3 separate regions of the Homo sapiens genome follow, and all the other regions are linked to region 2. The links are chromatin contacts, found by Hi-C or POLR2A ChIA-PET in ENCODE. All regions are on one chromosome and are shown on one strand. Each heading gives the region's core, a stretch centred on a gene start or an enhancer-like site at or near the end of the contact. The rest is flanking DNA. Distances are from core to core; before and after follow the strand shown.

Region 1 (3,035 bases), core at 289-2,788, 150 kb after region 2:
GTTGGGAAATCTAACCTGACCACACAAATAATTAAGCTGAAAGGCCACTTCATGCTCCCCCAATAAACCCAGATGTTGCACTTCACTTTAGGTAAACGTTATTTTTAGAGACATAAGAATTCAGCATCCAAAATTTATCACCCATCTGAGTGGGAGACACAGAACACAGAACAGATTTATATGTTTAGGGGGTAGGAATGGGGTTTAAGCTCAATAAAATCTTAACTGTGCTTTACTTTTTAATTTAACTTTCAAACATTTCTTTCCTGTTTTGTGACTGAGAATCTCGTACATGTCACCCTTTCAGTGAAGTATCACAGGAAAGACATTTTTGTGGTGTTTAATGGAAATAATTTTTCTTGTGGTATTGCTCTGATACCCTGGGAAACTGGCTCCCAGAGATAAATTAGACTAAAAGCCATCTAGTGCTAATTTATTAAGCAGTCAATGGTTTAAAACAACTTTCTCTGTTTCAGCTCACTGGAGATCTGTTACCGGCTCTTGAGAAGACAGCAAAGAGCCAAAGACTGATAAATTTCATAGATTATCCTGACACAGACAAAGTGAAGTGTTGGCATAGAAGGGTTTTGTAGCTGGGAAGGGGTAGTACACACTGTGGGTATGTCTATGCATGTGTACTTTACACACCTCCAACATTCAAACTTCAGTCTTCCACACTGGACCTCCCATAATAGTAGTTGAATATGCTGAAGAAACAAAAATTCTCTCTCAGGAACAAGTCTCTATAAAGAAATATCTCCTAAATTTTCTCCTACTAGAGTGTACCACAGATCAGAAAAGTTCCATCTGTAACGGAAAATATTCATGATCTTCCCCAGGGTTCTAAAGACCTCATTTTTCTACAGATGCCCTATGACAATGGTTCTTAGCCTTGGTTTCAAATTAAAATCACCAGGGAGCTGATGTCTGGGCCCTACCCTTAGAGATTCTGATGACTTTGGTCTGAGGTATGGCCTAAACTTTGAAAGTTTTAAATCCAGGTGATTCTAATGCAGTAAAGCTCAAGAACCACAGCCCTATAAGATACTGTCAGAGATTCAGGTCTATCCCACATCCGTGACTACCAGGTGACTAAGCTGTTACTATGTATCCCTTTTTTTTTCTGAAAATTCAGATCATGGTCACTGACCAGAAACACAGGGACATCAGAAATAAAGGACCAACAGTAAAATGTTTTGCGTAGCTGCTCAACTCCAAATGCTATTCTATGTGAAGGAGACTGGATGATTGAACCTGTGGAGGAAAACGCAGCTAGAATAAAGTATTGAGAAGAGGGAAAATGACTTGCTGTTCGTTTAAATTGAATTTTTTTTCAAAGGCAATATGCCACTGACCCTCTCTTCAAAGACAGAGAAGCTCCTGAGCAGAAGGCAATACTACCTTTTATGACCAGAACTAATAATTACCCTCTACATCTTAAGATGCATAAGAATCACCTGTAGAGCTCATTAAATATGCAACTGCCTAGGTCCCACCCCGGGGAGATCCTGACTCAGTAGAGCTGGAGTGGGGCCCAGGAATCTGATGTTTTCAAAGCTCCCCAGGTGATTCTGATTGAGGTGCGCTGTGCCCCACCTTTGAGAAACACTGAGTCATTCTATCTCCAGGCAACCTCATGAATGGTTCTTTTGCACAAACTGAATTGCTCTTCTTTGGTAAAATATATTATCAAAGTCAAGGAAAAACAGGGATTGTGTCTTTAGTGAAATACACTGCAAAATATTTTTTGGAAGGCATTTAACTAAAATTTATATTGAGAAATCTTCAGTCCTTTTTGGGTATCCAAGTGCCTCAGCATTTCCTCAAATTACCTACAGAGAAGAATGAAGATGAATTTCTACCCACATACAACTCTACCCACAAATTACAGCCAATATAGTTCTTGGGAATAATGAGGGATTTTTCAAAATCAAAATCCCTTCATGCTTTGAGGGATCACAAACACTGATGAGGAAAATACAACCATGAAAACAAGCACACATGCTTTATTCAAGGAATTTGGGAAAGGGAATGGATATATTCCTCCATGCTAGAAGTTACTCCCTTTTCATGATTAATATGGAAAAGCTGTCCATATTTATGTTGATTTTTTAAGGTGACACATTTTCATTATGGCAGTTTTACCCACTTAGCATCAAAGATAATGGAAAGAAACAAAATGTCATTTCCAGTTTGGGATGGAAATGTAATAACTGGAACTTACCCAGTCTCTCCTTCCAATTCAATGTGTGTGTGTTATCAGAGTAGAGCTGTACATCTGCAAGATGCAGCTATAATTATTTGGCACAAAACTTTGGAATCCATAGCTTGTGAACCTAAAATTTACTCAGAATTTATAATTCTACTGTAAATAGGGAAATGTGTATGCGTTGAGTGTGTGTGTTTGTGTGTGTGTGTATGTGTGTGTGCGTGTGTATGTGTGTGTGTTTGAGTGTGTGTGTGTGTGTGTGTGTGTGATGGGGGCAGAGATGGATATTCCTCACTTCTTTGTGTTTTTCACTCAAAATTGCCCCGGTACTCTAAAGCTCTCCAGCCTTGAACATTGTTCCCGTGCTGTGCCCACGTTCCATTGGCACAGGCACGGAATGGTATGCTTGGAATGTCTCCACCCTCCAAAATATTTTTGGATCAAGCTTATCCCTTTTCCCTGAAAAACCTCTGTTGTACAGCATTTGCTTCACTGACTTTTATATTTTTGAATGTGGACCAAATCATGAAAACTCCAGGGCCCCAGTCAACTGTTAAAAGTTCTGTTAACCCTCTGACATCAACAGAATTCTCACTGAAGGAGAGCAAACATGGAGTTCTCTGCTTGGAGTCTAGTCTCTTGTGTCATATTTACCTGCAGGCTCATTTCTAAATGCTCTTGAATTTAGACTTCAGCTTAGAGAAGCTAATTACCATCCAATTTATGTGAAAATAAATGACTTTCTTTTGTAGTTTCCTCTAGATGGGCTTGTTTTTCCTAGTGCGAACTGACAATCTCAGTCAAAGACTGGAGCCTCAGAGGGACT
Region 2 (3,300 bases), core at 206-2,705:
GGGAGTTGTGTTTCAATTTCGGATTCACCAGGATTCATCTCTAGTCACATTTTTCTTCTCAAATTTTTAAATCGAAAAGATAAAAGCCAAAAGAACTTTCATCCCCAGAGCTTTTTATTGGGGGAAAGGAATGTAACTCGGGGTGGTTGTCCTTCACTTCCCTACTCGAATCTTCTCCTAATGCCGAAATGTGTTTACAGGTAGCCTCAGTTTACCAAGTATGTATCTTTTGGGGGTTTAACCTCTCACAAAGCCTTCAACTCACAAACCGCGATCCTTGGAAACCATCCTCCAAAGCAGTGCTTGGAGGCCTCTAAGGCCCCCGGACCAACTCCCGCTGGAAGAAGCCTGCAGGGACTCGGGAATCACGGGAACCTTTCCCGTCGGTTCCGGGCCTGGAGGGCCAGGAAGAGCCGCGCGTCCGCCTTTCGTCCCGCCAGGAACTCCCCATAGGACACGACACCGCAGGAACAAGCGTCCTGGGAGCCCCTGGGATCTTGGCTGTCGTCTCTAGGGACCCTACACCGTGAAATGATAGAGGCGAGGTTCCTTGGGTTCCGCAAGTCGACGAAAATAGCTCGTGGAGAAGGCGCGTCCTGCAACTGCAGTTCGCAAGCTCTCAGGGCGCCCCGCCAGCTGGGGGCCAGATTGGGTGACACTCCCCTCGACGCAGCCTCCGGAGCGGCGCGCACTCTCCAGAGGCCAGCAGGACTGCGCTCTCTACCGCAGAACCTGCTCCAGCTAGGTGTTCTCTCCCCATCTCGCCGTCGCTCTGCCCCCTCACTCTCTCTGGACCTCAGAGCCGGTTCTCTCCTTCCTCCTCCCGCGCTTTCCGTCCGGGGATCGCAACCTCCAGCCCGTGGGCAACGCGTTCAGCCCAAGACCCCACAGTTTTTCCCAACGACCCCCCTACCAAGGGCTTCTCTTGTTTCTGCTCTCCTGCCCCGCACTTCCCAAAGGTGAGAATCTCCCAGGGACTGCTGGACAGAGAAGGCCTGGGCAGGGGCAGTAGCCGATATTTAAAGGTCTTTCAGCGCCAGCATCCCCACCTCCAGCACCACTATTGGAAAATAATTAGGCCACCTTTTGCCTCGGTCACAGCCTGTGACCAGCTTCTTCCCCCCAAGGAGGCTCCTAGACCCCCTCTGCCTGTCTCCCCTCACCAGGTAGCCTTGCTCACCATAGGTCCCTGCAGTAGCGGGCTCGCCAGCAGCAGCTCCTGGGGACCTCTGAACGGTTGCAGTGAACCTGGGCGAGGGCCGGGGACTGTGGCGCTGCAGGCTCGAGATAGCTTGGACGGGAATCCCATCGGGGAGACAAGCTAGATACTCAGCCGGAGCAGCAGCGGCGTCTCAGGCTCGCGTCCCTCAGCTCGGATGCCACACTCACCTAGCTTCCGGGCCGGGCTCCGCGCTCCTTCCCTCCCTCCCTCCTCCTCTGCCTTCTCGCATCTTCCTTCCTCCTCTTTCCCTCCCTCGCTTTCTTTCTTTCCTTCCTCCTCCTCTTCCCCGGCGGCCCCTCCCTCCTTCCCTCCTCCCTCGCTCGCCTCCCTTTCTGGGGATGGGAGCCCCGCCCACATCCTCCCCTCCAGCCGCCCGACCTCGCCTAGCAGGCCCGGGTCCCGGAAGCCCAGGCAGCGCCCGAGTCCGCAGCTGCCGTCGGAGCTGGGACGCCGCTGCCTCCAGCTCTGGGAAGCGGCTGGGGCTCACCTGGGGACCACGTGCGGAGGTACTAGAAAGCATGCACCGACTAGTCGCCGTACCTTCCAAAAATACCCATGGGAGTCTGGGCTTCCCTGAGTTTAGTGTAACTGCTGCCCAAACTGATGATTAAAACACTGAGTAATCACCATTTACCCTGAGTAATTAGAGATAATGAAACACCTCTAAAATCAGGTTATGGAGAAAGGAGCTGTTGGATCGGTTTAAAAGGTGGCCTTCCATAAACTGTTAAAAGATTTCCAAACGTTGAGAAACAGGCTGTGTGCAGAACTGTGTGCCAGAGAGAGATACCTCTTGGGCTGTTAAAAGGTGAATTTCCTTCCAAAACATTCTTAAAGTGCGTTTTGTAGAACACCTTGGTGATGACCCTGAGGTAGACCCCAGTAAATGAGCTCACTTCCCTCCTCCCCCCAAGGCCTAAAGACAGAGGTGGCCTGCAGACAGGCTGGGGCCACGTTTTTTACAGTTAGAAAAATCTGTTTCTAGCTCAGAAGCCGTCTTAAGAACCGACACAGCAGTTATTTTTGTTGGTGTTATGGTTGTTGTTGATTTTTTTGTTCATTTTTGGTGTACCTAAGAGTCCTGACACTCTGTCTTTCCAAGGAGATAACCACAGAAGCAGTAACCTTTTAGGCCACAGGGAGACAAGAAAAGATGCCCCTTGGTCTGTTTTTAAAGGAAGAGGGGAGATGAGGAATTGGCCCTTTCATATAAAAACATTTTAGTAATCATATTAGCAGGGAGGTGGAATGTGGTGGCTTTTAAACCTTCCCAAACAGGAACTAATTTCACACACTGCCTCTGATGGAGCTGTGAGGGAGCTATCAGCCTCATCTCTCTGTTTTACAAACAAGGAAAGGCAGGACTACCAGGTTAAAGGGACTTGCCCAGATCTCTGAAGTAAATCACAGCCTCTGCTCCAGAGCTAATGCTTCAGGGAGGGGTTGAGGCTCATAGCCTGAGCTCCAGGTAGCCAGAGGAGTGCTGGAAGACTGAGCATTTCCTGTCCTGGATTTCTTTCCCTGGGACAGACATGACACTTTACTGTCTCTGCAAAGCATTTAGGTCTTTACTTAAACAGATATTGGCCCTGGGTGGCTCATCTATAAAAACTTTACGTTTATACACCTTCGATATTTAAAAAACAAGAACTACTTCCTGTGTGGAACACAGATTACAAAGGGTGGGAAATATCTGAGATCAGAGAAGCAACTGTCAGAGCAAGGCCAAGACATCCTGCCATCTTTTCCATCTATTAGGCCTAGGTCTTTTGGCCTAATGCACCAAACAACAGAAACAAGCTGTATGGCTTTGGGCAAGTCTTTTCATTCCTATGAGTCTCAGTTTTCTCATCTGCAGAATGAAAGGATTGGGCCAGATCATCTGCATGCTCCCTTTATATTTGAAAATGATTTGATTATTTAATTGTAATTTTAGCCAAAGTCCGTCTTCCTTCATTTTAAGTCACTCCTGAGTTCACTTTCTCTAAGAACCACTGATTAAAACAGGGCAGGGCAATAACACCACCCCAAAAGGAGGACAAAATATACCTGTAGCTTCCAAATAGTCAAAATCACAA
Region 3 (3,062 bases), core at 39-2,538, 240 kb before region 2:
TGGCACTAATTAAGTTCTTAAAACATACTTAGGGAGATGTCGAAGACAAATTAATATACGTAAAAGCTAATAGCAGAATACTAAATATAGTATTCTTTCTTTAGTATAAAACCAATCTATCTTATATATAGTAATATACGAGCAAAAAAACTTCAAAAACGATATGCAATGCACAGCATGATCTAAAACTAGGTGAAGTCAACATGTGGTTGAGGAGATCTTATTTGAAATTTTAAATTTTTTCCCACCAAGCATTATAGCACTTTAATGTTTGAAATAAAGAATACAGTTGGAAAAAAAAATAAAAGGAAATGTTTAGGACCTAGCAGTTAGATAGCAATTGAATTCAAGCCAAGTGTACAGATAGGAGTGTCTGAAATGGCTTTCCCTCTTACGATGATGATATATTTGGAAAGGTCCGGTGGGGTGTTTCTAAGGAAACTTAGCAGTGAAGTCCAAAACCATCATCTCCATCAAAAAAAGGGAGTAGGTCTCTGCGTTATGGGAAGATAAAAAGGGGAAGTGAATTGAATATTACATTAATAACAAAAGTAAACATCTTTGTTTAAAACAACAACAGTCCTGCAGCTATTAAATCTCAGCAGACAGAACCAGACGAGAACAGGACTAACTGCTCAGATAAGACCCTGCCAAGAGTGAAAGTATCAGCAAAAGGAAATGTATGCTAGTCTAAAACTCAATTAATTTCATCAAGGGTATCACTGAAAACAAATTATCATGTCCGATAACACAAAACCCTCACAAGCCAAAGGACACAGATAACACTCAAGTTCAAAGGCTTATAGTTTACTTTGTTTTTAGTAAGCTACATTTTCTCTAAACATAACAGGAATAATTAAAGGATGTTTCCTGTGCTGTTTCTGATATTAATTAAAGCTGTCCAGTGGTACCGATATGAGAACAATAGTGATAGAGCCAGCCAGTTTCATGTGAACTGCTTGTTGCAAATCAACTGAGGAGTTTGCTTTTTGGTATTAGCTCAATCTCACTTGTTCATGTTTGGAGTTACAGCAATGCAAAGTGCGTCCTTTTTCTTGACAATTGCCTTTCTATCTTCTTGTAGTGAGATTAGGAAATGAGCCAAGTGAAAGCTTGGTATCTGCACAAGCACAGATGGACATTGCTCTGTAGGTGGTTGAACTCTTTCCACAGTAGCCATTGGCTGGTGCACATCTGATTACCATTGTTTGGTCGCTCAAATGGGATTGTTTTTACTTTTGCTTTTTGATTTGTTAAAGAAAAATACAGAGTTGAGGAAACAGCTCAGGAATGAAGGCTGTGGCTCTGTGTTCTCACTCCCAAATATGACTCACATCTCTAATGAGGCTTGGGGCCAGTCACTTAACTCCTATGGCTCAATGTCTTTCTCTATAAAAAAAGAAATGGTAGCACCAAATGATCTGCAGTGGTGTTTTTGAAATTATCTAATGAGTGTAAAGGAATCTGAGAAAAAAATAAGGCAAAAGGAAAGATATATATCTTTATCTATAAAAGGGAAATAAAGATTGCTACATGATAAATTGTTGTCAAGGAAGAAAAACATCTCTAAGGGAGAGCTTTAAAAATAGAACAAATTTTTATTTCTCTGGGGTGGTCCTAAAGGATCTGAAGACACATATTGGAACTAGATAGTCTTACCAGGTCTCTTCCAGTCCTATGACTTCATAATGCCAAATCCTGAAAGATTGTCTATGTTATACCTACGAAAATAGACTTATCATTCTAGTCATTAAAGAACAAAAATGTGCCACAGTTCTTCTGTGTTTTACAAATTGAGCAAAACTGCTGAACTATGAAAAAAGTTTTAAATCTCAACTCCTATAGCTCTTACAAACCTCAGGGAAAGTTCTAAAATCTTAACTTATAAAAATGAATTTTAGCAAAGAAAATGGATTACCATATTTCAATTAAAATTCTAAAGGACCCCAAAGGCCTTGAGAAGAAAAGATACAAAAACTGCCTTCAAAAACTGAAAGCAGTAACAACAACAAAAAAAGCCAATAAAAAAATCCCACAATAAAATAATTTAATGAACATATGGATTTTTGCAACTGTTGAAGTTTGCTGCCAATTTTGTAGTTAATATTTCTGAAAGTCAGAATATGCTGATCACTACGTGTTTATAAAAACATTCTCAATAGTAAAGACAAAATATTGCACTTTGGCACATTTACTGAGCACATGGGCAATTATATCAGACTCTTACTTCACTCAAAAAGGAGAGTAAAGTAAAGGAGGAAGCCTCTCTTGTAGTTTTATGTGATCTGTTTCAATACCTTAGGACTCTTGATGTAAGGGCTTTCTGTATGAACAGCTCACCAACATAGAAACAAATGACAATAGTCCTTTAAGTATTTAGTAATTGTAAAAATATTTGGGAAGATAAAAACGTGGGATTTTTTGTGATATTTTCCAATGACAGCTGGAAATATGATTTTTCTTTACTTCAGGAAACTAAAACCTCTGGGATTTTTCAAATGTTTATTTTGGACAAAGACTATGAAAACATTCAGTATTTACCCTAGTGCCATTTGAAGCTCGTGTTTTGGGTCTGAGACGTCGTTTGGGCCTGAGATGTGCTCAGATTTTCATTTCAGTTGATGTAGCTTTGACTTGGAGCAAAACGTTACCTGTCATAGACTCGCACTGTGGAGAAAAGCTCAAGGCATGAATTAGTATCTTTAAAAATGTGCTCTTTCAAGCTCATGATCCTTTGGGGAGATCTGAAAGTCAAGAATTTAAGACTTTTCCTAAATAAAGGGGTTCTGGTACATCTGGAAGATGCATTTTTTTTCTCTCTCTCTTCTCTAAGAGAGAAACTGGGAGTGGGTGTAGTGGCTCATGCCTGTAATCCCAGCAATTCAGGAGGCCAAGGTGGGTGGATCGCTTGAGCCCACGAGTTCAAGACCAGCCTGGACAACATGGCAAGACCCTGTCTCTACAAAACATACAAAAAATTAGCCAGGTGTGGTGGCACATGCCTGTGGTCCCAGCTACTCAGGAAGCTGAGGTGGGAGGATAGATTGAGCCCAGGAGGTTGA

The links. Hi-C counts contacts between places; a loop is a spot of excess contacts on that map. ChIA-PET counts read pairs that join two places held with the same protein, here RNA polymerase II (POLR2A). Pooled maps may share reads with other maps.
Region 1: a loop to region 2 is called in a map of PC-9, with 9 times the contacts of the local background. The contact joins the enhancer-like site here to the promoter of BMP4 in region 2. A Hi-C loop is called at or near these places in 9 of 168 maps with a recorded cell type or tissue (Calu3, HepG2, IMR-90 and 6 more) and 6 of 50 pooled maps. POLR2A ChIA-PET finds 5 or more read pairs at or near these places in 9 of 52 experiments (Caco-2, GM12878, HEK293T and 6 more).
Region 3: a map of Right ventricle myocardium inferior shows a loop between it and region 2 (10-fold over the local background). The contact joins the enhancer-like site here to the promoter of BMP4 in region 2. A Hi-C loop is called at or near these places in 10 of 168 maps with a recorded cell type or tissue (Right ventricle myocardium inferior, ascending aorta, cardiac septum and 4 more) and 8 of 50 pooled maps. POLR2A ChIA-PET finds 5 or more read pairs at or near these places in 2 of 52 experiments (MCF 10A and endothelial cell of umbilical vein).

Annotation. Positions count from the first base shown.
Region 1 is chr14:54,104,558-54,107,592 of GRCh38, forward strand. The region is part of intron 4 of LOC105370507 (a long non-coding RNA gene); the gene reads right to left. Among named protein-coding and RNA genes, the nearest start is that of BMP4, 150 kb to the left of the region's middle. Within about 2 kb of position 1,539, at least 7 of the 41 ENCODE cell types and tissues checked have a DNase peak (open chromatin) inside an H3K27ac peak, as active enhancers do; they include PC-3, PC-9 and ascending aorta, where a contact is called at or near this core.
Region 2 is chr14:53,955,370-53,958,669 of GRCh38, forward strand. It overlaps BMP4 (bone morphogenetic protein 4), which reads right to left and starts at 1,456. Exons shown (of 4, transcript NM_001202.6): 1 at 1,181-1,456. LOC124903317 reads left to right here. Exons shown (of 2, transcript XM_047432035.1): 1 at 1-959. The coding sequence starts at 532. RefSeq lists promoters at 1-354, 1,282-3,300, 1,282-2,624 and silencers at 580-689, 1,339-1,418.
Region 3 is chr14:53,714,308-53,717,369 of GRCh38, forward strand. All of the region lies in intron 5 of LINC02331 (long intergenic non-protein coding RNA 2331), which reads right to left. All of the region lies in intron 3 of LOC105370504 (a long non-coding RNA gene), which reads left to right. Among named protein-coding and RNA genes, the nearest start is that of LINC02331, 130 kb to the right of the region's middle. Within about 2 kb of position 1,289, at least 3 of the 41 ENCODE cell types and tissues checked have a DNase peak (open chromatin) inside an H3K27ac peak, as active enhancers do; they include endothelial cell of umbilical vein, where a contact is called at or near this core.